Linked DNA regions of Mus musculus: regions 1 and 3 are each linked to region 2. Evidence: chromatin loops called from intact Hi-C (ENCODE). Cell type or tissue: left cerebral cortex. All regions are shown on one strand.

Region 1 (2,500 bases), 1.7 Mb after region 2:
TAGCTAATTCTCTAAAGTGGGAATAGAAAACTAGTTGTTTTTTTTATAAATAAATCTCTTTCAGATGATGTGTGTGGCTAGAGACACAGAGATACTGACTGAATCTGCCTCATTTTGCAAAGGATTTTCATAGGATTAATATGCAATTGCAAATGGATTCCATTTTAATGCAAAGTTATATAGTTTATAATACATAATTATTCAAATGAGTCTTTTCCAGATTACCCCCTTTTCTACTATTGCTATAACATCCATCTCTGAAGGAAATCAGGGAAGGGACTCAAATCCAGAACCTGAAAACAGGACCTGACATAGAGGCTATTGAGAAGTGCTGCATACTGGTTTGCTCCTCTTGGTTGCTCATTTTACTTTTTTTTATATAGTTTCCAGGACCACCTGGCATAGGATAGAATTTTCCACAAACAGGCTAGGCCCTCCCATATCAATCATTAATCAATAAACAGTCAAGTGACCCTATGCCAAATTGTCCCTAGGTCAATTTGGCATAGATATGTTCTCAGTTGAGGTTCACTCTTTCCAAATGACTCTAGCTTGTACTACATATGAAAAATAAACAATCAGCCCCGCAATACCAAAACATAACCAGTAGCATTTTTAGTGTTAAGGTAGCTTATTAAACCAAATTTTAATCAATTTAGCAACTCTATTGGTATTTATTCAAGTATAGCAGTGTTTAGTGTTGTAATACAATCAAAACACTGCTTTTCAAAAGATGTTAAATGAAGGGTTCTTTTAAATATATTTGTTTTTAGATGACAACAGATTTTGTTTGCTCCCACCACAATGTTGTATAACAACTGTTCCTATCTCTTCCTTCAATATATTATAAACTGATTTTATTTAATAGATTTATGGAATAAATGTGGTGTTGTGGTTCTATGCTGTGCTAAACTGAGTGTTTCAAGCTGTTCATTTGACAACTTTTGGCTCCAATTTCATCTACTTCACATGTTTCACTTGCTCATAAGTTACATTCTTAAAGCTTAAGGGAAGAATGCCAAGAAAGCCAAAATCCATTAATATATTTACATTTTTCTCGTTTTAGATTTCTGATAATGTTCCATCCATCAAAACCAAATTATGTGGTCAATGCAGTTATCAAAGAGGTGAGGAAATATACATTTCACACTGTCCTCAGAGACCATGCCAAGTCAAACATAGATGTATGGAGATAAGAAACATAAAGAAATAAGAGAAGTTATCCTATCTAGTCCAGTATCCCTCACTGTTCGTCCTCAGAAAATACTTAAATCATATTTTCTTATAGTCAGGAGAACCCATGTGTGTAAGGGATACCAGAGTACAAAGTGAGCAGTAACCAAGGCAAACCCAGTTCTTGGTGCTCACCTCATTTCCTAGGCCATTCATGAACATAGGTATATCCTGAGGATAGAATAATGCAGTTGAGCTATGCAGTCCGGGTGCTCTGGAGTTTAATTTCCAATGGTGACTCTAAAAATACACGCTCTTGTTGGCCAAGAAGACATTAAGGATAACATTAAGGATAAATATACTTTGAGAAGGCCTAGTGGAACACCTGAATTTAGCAGACTGAGGCAAGAAGATTAAGAGTGATGAGGAGTGTTAGGCCAGCCTGTGTATACAGTTCATTCAGGTTCGTACTGGTACTGGACTACATAGTAAAGTCTTGTTTCAAAGAAGCCAAAACCTAAGAAGACAAGCTTTCATGCTGTTAATTATATTTCATTATAGTTTGCCCATTACTAATGACTCTGCTTCTAAATATTTAGCATAAATATTCACGTGTCTAAAGTAATTTTATTCAAGACTCAAAAAAGCTTCCTGTAGAAAAGGCTATCTTCAACAATCCAATGAGGAAGCAGAGCTAAGTGTGTCTCTAGACCTAGAAGAGGTGTTACTTATAATGGGACGATAGATATTAGGAGGAGCCTGGGAATATTTGGAGGTACATTGATATATCGATGAGAAATGGGTGAAGACAATTTGGGAATCTATGTGAAGTTTACTTTTAGTACAGTTACTAAGTTTTATGACAAAATAAAACATAATACAACAAAATTTGCAATTGTATGAAAGGATATGGATCTAATACCCAAACATTCTTGTCCCCCTACCAAATATAACCAGCAAGTGGCTTTATTCATAAATCTCAAGTAATTTTCTTCAGATATAGCCTTACATAGGAACTGTATATTATAATTCTGGATGCGAGGATAAATACTGATTTCTGCACTTTAAAGAATTAGGTCCTAGGGCTACACCTCTTCCATCTACTACTGTCTAACGAATGCCAGATGGTGCCTTGACAATGTCTGAGGTGATGCTGTGTGACAGACCCTATTGCGAAGATCAGAATGTATGCTTCAAAGGTTTTATGACTTACAGAAAATGCCAAATTTCTAACAAAAATCATTATTCTCACTATAAACTATAAAAAAAATGTTAAAATATTCAAGCTCACTTTGATTTATTTCTGTTTTGGAATGCAATCTGGAAT
Region 2 (2,500 bases):
GAAAAGGCAATGAGAACTACCAGAGCACAGAAGGCAGGGGTCACTGGCATGTGTCTGGGGTCACTGGAATGTAGCCAGGCTGCTTGTGATCCCCCAGAGCCACCCTGCCAGGTAACATTGAGACGAGCTGACTCCATGACAGGCTTAAAATTGGCAGTTCAGGCCTAAATCTCTGTTTCCAAGAGCTGGACAAGTCCGCAAGTCCAGGCCTCAGAAGCTGCCCCACCACCTGGCCTGAAGCAAGATCAGCAACAGTTTCCAGACTTCCTCAGCTACTTCTTCAGGAACAGTGTCTAGTCCTCATACCTAGGAAATGGAATGTCTCTAGGATGAAGTAAGACAAAGGTCACCAACCCAGAAATCCCCTAATGTTCTTTAAATCAGGCCTGCAAGCTCATTTGGTTGTCTTTCTAGCTTGGTAATGGGAGACCCCAGCATGCTGAACTCCTGCAGAACAGAACACTCTTTGCAGTTACATACTATTTGAGTCCAGGGTATCATTCTTTGGCAAATCGTGGGCCCTTACAACATCATGTGCTCAGGTATAATAACTGTCTGAGTTCTAGGCCTTGGAAGCTGGAGCAGGTGCTGTGGGCTACTGCCTTGTGTGTCAATCCCATTTATGGAGGAAGTAGATGGAGTGTAGGGAATGGATTGCCTCAGCTAGCTAGCATGGAATTATGGGAGTCTGTAACAGGATCCACAGCATGGACTCTTATCTGTGAACCAGCTCCAATGCTGCCTGAAAGGGAAGAGAAGGAATTAAAACAGTTAATTCCTAGCAGTCAGTCCCTACCTGAGATCAGAACCAGAGCAGAAGATTGCCTCGGCATAATTTTGGAAATTCAATCTTGAGCCATATCCCTGAACAGTGGGACCCAGAGGTACTGGTGATCCCAAGATTTTGTATATGAAAGCTGCCGAGGTGTTTCTGGGGAGAATTTATACTTGAGTGTTTCCCCTACATTAGCTTCCTGGACCACATCACCTTTATTCTTGTTTTTCAACGGAGAAGGTAGGCTGTGAGGTTAAAAGGAGCTCAGATTGCTGCCCCGGCTTGTTTTTGCTATGGTTTGTTTCCTGCAGAGGCTTTCTTAAGCTTCCCCAAGGCCCCAGCAGCACACAGGGAGCTTGAGGCCATCATAGGCAGCGAGACTCATGGATGACCACAGGATGGCATTGCTGTTCTTCCTTTCCCTACCATACTCCTGCTCTGCATTCATAGGAGTGAGAGTGCTCCTGCAGCCTCTTGCCAGTGTCTCCTCACAACAATGAAAAGCAGTGTGAGTGGAGCCTACTAAGTCCCTTGGCCAACAGGGAAGCCATTTCAGAGCCAGGTAGGCCCTGTGTGGATGGGCAGGACAGCACATCTAAGGTGAAAGAAGTGCTTCTCATTTTATAAAATCAGTTTCCCAGATTCCTTCCGGGATGTGTCTATAACCCACGCTGTGAGTTCTGAGGAAAGAGACTACTGAAGACAAATCCAGGAGAGGTGAGAAAATAAGGCTTTTTAGCAGAAGAGCCCGCAAAACCGCTGAGTGGGGAAGTGGAATGCTTTTATCTGATTTTGGAGGCAATTTGTATTCAGTGAAAAGAGCCATTTGTTTGTTTGTTTGTTTTCTTATTTACTGCCCTCTGGTGGAAACACATTTAGAATTTAATTTTTAAAAAGATGCACCCAAATAGAAAAGAACAAAGACTCTTGTCACACATTCAAAGACACAGTCCTGCAAAGTAAACACAGGTTTTGGATTTTGAAAGTGCTTAGAGACAGGGCCGGCTGCCTCACTCTAGCAAGTGTTAAGCAGAGTTTTACGCCATTCCTGTACTCAGAAGTCACAGGAAAGCCTGAGGAGAAAACGCCTATGTTGTAACCTGCATGTTAGAATCCTGACTGCTGCTTCCTTCTGGGGAGGGTATAATTTTTATTTATGAATATCATTGTGAAACACTCAATGTTTTATTTTATGAAGTCCTTTATGTTTCTGACTATTTTCATCCTTCTCACGTTTTCCTAAATCTTCAGCCATTTTTTTTTTTTCCAAATTTCTAACTGCTTGGCTGGGAGGAAGCATAGCTCTGCCTTGATGCTGCCTTGTTGACGGGCTGCTTCCAGTTAGAGTCTTGCTAATGCACTAGGAGGATGGCCAAGCTCCAGTCCTGGAACTGAAGCCCAGGTTTGCCATAGAGACATTTGGCTGAATCCTGGATTCAGAGGGAATCTCAGCTCTGGGGACTGCACTGTGTCTGTGGGAGTAAAGAGCTGGACAGCTCCCAGGCCTGCTTTCTATGCTGTAGTTACATCTGGCATTCCTTTGCTCCATGCTGTCAGCCCCAGCAGCAAACAAAGAGAAAAGAGAGCCAACTGGGGGAATAGTTAATCTATCTCCTCTCCTTCTCGTTTTTTAAAAAAATTAATTTTTTTTGCCTTGCCTTTCCTATTGTGTATTGGCTTATTTATAGTGAATGGGGATAGTACTTATCCATTAGGAAACATATA
Region 3 (2,500 bases), 600 kb after region 2:
TGTGGGTCACTGGAGATGACAGGCATGGCATACTGGGCTGATCCCATAATTAAGGGAAAAGACATAAGTCAGAAACACTGCAGCCTGGATATACTGCTTTACTGCACCCTGCAATTACTATTCTTTGGACTTTTTTTTTTCAACAGACGTTTTGCTCTGATGATACAGAATATGGTCTCTTTTCAGTATCAAAAGTTAAAGAGTGCTATGTGTGTGGTGGATTGGGGAATCACCTAGTGCTCCCGCCCATACTAAGGCTGTCACTCCATCCTTACAGAACTGACCATGCAGGGATTTCATGAATGAAAGAAAGAAAACCCTGATTCTACACCACAGAGCAGATTTCTTCACTTTGGTCCTTTCCCAGAGTAGGCAGTTAGTAATTAATCAAAGAACAAAAAGTTTACATCTTCTAGCATTTACATACAAACAGAGACATGTATACTTACATCTAGCTGGAATATTATTCTTTTTTTCCCTTGAAAAGTTTTTTTCTGTATAACATCTCTAATATTTTCGTGAAAGGCATGGTAGGTTTATTTTTTCCTGACTAAAAGGGTCTTAATTTTGCTGGGTGCAGAGCATGCTTATCTCTAGTGAATGAAATGTGATTGAAAAAGCCAATCACGAAAGCTCTTTCAGATCAGAGTAGCCATGTAAGAGGCTCTGCCCAGTGAGCCCTAAGGGCCATGCTTCTATGTAAACTTCAAAGAAGAGACTTTCAGGTCAAGGGAAACAGACAACATGACCAACATCTTCTCCCCTCTGTCCTCCACAATGCTTTATCAGAACAAAGTGTAGCAGCTAGAGATTCTGCAAAAACTTGAAACACTGACAGAGAAAAGGACAGAGTTGAAGAAATATTGAGGGTAGCATCATGAAAGTCTAACCACCAGCAGCTTTAGTTGTATTGTGTAGTTAAAAATAGCTGTTTGTTTAAACTACATGCAGTGAAATTTGTTACTCATTGCCAGGTTTATTTTTAAATGCAAAATGCATAGCACTGCCATTTAGTCAGCCTGTTATCTAGCAAGAATTAACAAGAACGCTGTATTTTATTTTCACAAAAACCCCAAAGTGAAGATAGTGGATCATTTTAAATCTCACATTTCCATATGGTACAGTTCACACAGTGAAAGTTTTCATGTACTTTAGGTAAGCCAGCTGGTATGTGTCAGAGCCAGTCTTGAAGTTGTGCATTATGTAATTCATTTCAATTCATTCATCCACATATACATTTTGATAGACGTATATGAACTTTTGTAAAACAGAATAATATGTGTACCAGTAGCATGAACTTTCATAATGAAGGTCTTGCAAAGACATCATAGTCTAATGAGTTGAAGATTTATGGCATGATCAATAGAAAAATATGTATGTGCTTTGTATTATACCCTGTAGAATTACCTTTGGTTGGTGAGGCCACCAAAGAGTAGAACCAGTAAAATTTCTGAATGAATTATCAATACATATTTCCATACCCACAAATAAGTATAGCTCTTACTATTCATCAACAAAGCCTTTTATTTTCTTTAAAGCAGAGAGCACTGCAGAAACTCACAACAGTCAAAATACAAAGAAAAACTAACCATAGATTACCCAGCTCAAATTGATACATCAACAACACAACACCTATGACCAAGGCTCAGAAAACAATGCAGAATAGAGGTGTCAAAGATTGTGAAATCCTGCTGGCCAGGAACTTTACTGTTGTATTGTGTTATCTATATATAATAGGGATCTGCACCTATGAAATCTCAACAGCATAATTACAAAGACCTACAAAATGGCAGCACCAATTGATATGCTGATAGTTAATGGCTGGTGATAGAAATAGATTCAGTTTTCTCCTAGGCACATCCACATAAGTTATCTTGTCTCAAGTAGAAAGCTTCAAACACATTCATAGGAGAAAGACTAAGTGGACTCAGCAGTATAAACACAAACACACTCTCTCTCTCTCTCTCTCTCTCTCTCTCTCTCTCTCTCTCTCTCACACACACACACACACACCCATATACACTCACAAACACACACACATACATATGGTCATGAGCTTGAAAGAGAATAGGGACACAGGAAAGGTTGGAGGGAGAAGGCAGGACAGAAAAGACATATAGTATTCATTTATAAAATTCTTAAAAATATTGCATGAATACTAATGAATAATAATGTTAAATAAAAATAATAGAAGAAAATAAAACATATGGTAAATAACTCTGGTAGCATGGCATGCTAATCCCAAAACATACAATTCAAAACAAGAATCAGAGCTAGAGAATTATAACTTAATCCAGAAAGAGGATGGGCCAGGAGTCCTGACCCCAGATCCAGCTGTACAGACTTATGTGAGGAAGGTTTTATTCTCAAGGAAGAATAAGCTTAAGTTAGTGAAAAATAAGAGAGCCCTTTGAAATATTGAATTAATATTAAATGCTATCATCTTCACTAGAAGGTAGACCTATAATAGAAACGTTTATGTAGAAAAAGAAACTAGAAA

The links. Peaks named below come from ENCODE experiments on the same cell type or tissue, not always from the same donor. Only the 100,000 strongest peaks of a DNase experiment are listed, where the experiment ranks them.
Region 1: a loop joins it to region 2, with 5 times the contacts of the local background. A loop is called at or near these places in 2 of 42 quality-filtered maps.
Region 3: it touches region 2 in a loop (6-fold over the local background); 2 of 42 quality-filtered maps call a loop at or near these places.

The regions. Positions count from the first base shown.
Region 1 is chr12:47,159,909-47,162,408 of GRCm38, forward strand. No RefSeq gene overlaps it. Among named protein-coding and RNA genes, the nearest start is that of Nova1, 340 kb to the left of the region's middle. In left cerebral cortex, no CTCF peak of the experiment used is centred here; a DNase peak (open chromatin) is centred at 1,393.
Region 2 is chr12:45,465,032-45,467,531 of GRCm38, forward strand. It overlaps Gm33680 (a long non-coding RNA gene), which reads left to right and starts at 1,251. Exons shown (of 5, transcript XR_381572.3): 1 at 1,251-1,337; 2 at 1,409-1,492. In left cerebral cortex, a CTCF peak has its summit at 1,171 (motif pointing right); DNase peaks (open chromatin) are centred at 1,224, 1,781 and 2,217; H3K4me3 peaks cover 644 bases; H3K27ac peaks cover 1,002 bases.
Region 3 is chr12:46,065,998-46,068,497 of GRCm38, forward strand. All of the region lies in intron 2 of Gm33811 (a long non-coding RNA gene), which reads left to right. Among named protein-coding and RNA genes, the nearest start is that of Gm24948, 83 kb to the left of the region's middle. In left cerebral cortex, no CTCF peak of the experiment used is centred here; a DNase peak (open chromatin) is centred at 1,111; H3K27ac peaks cover 535 bases.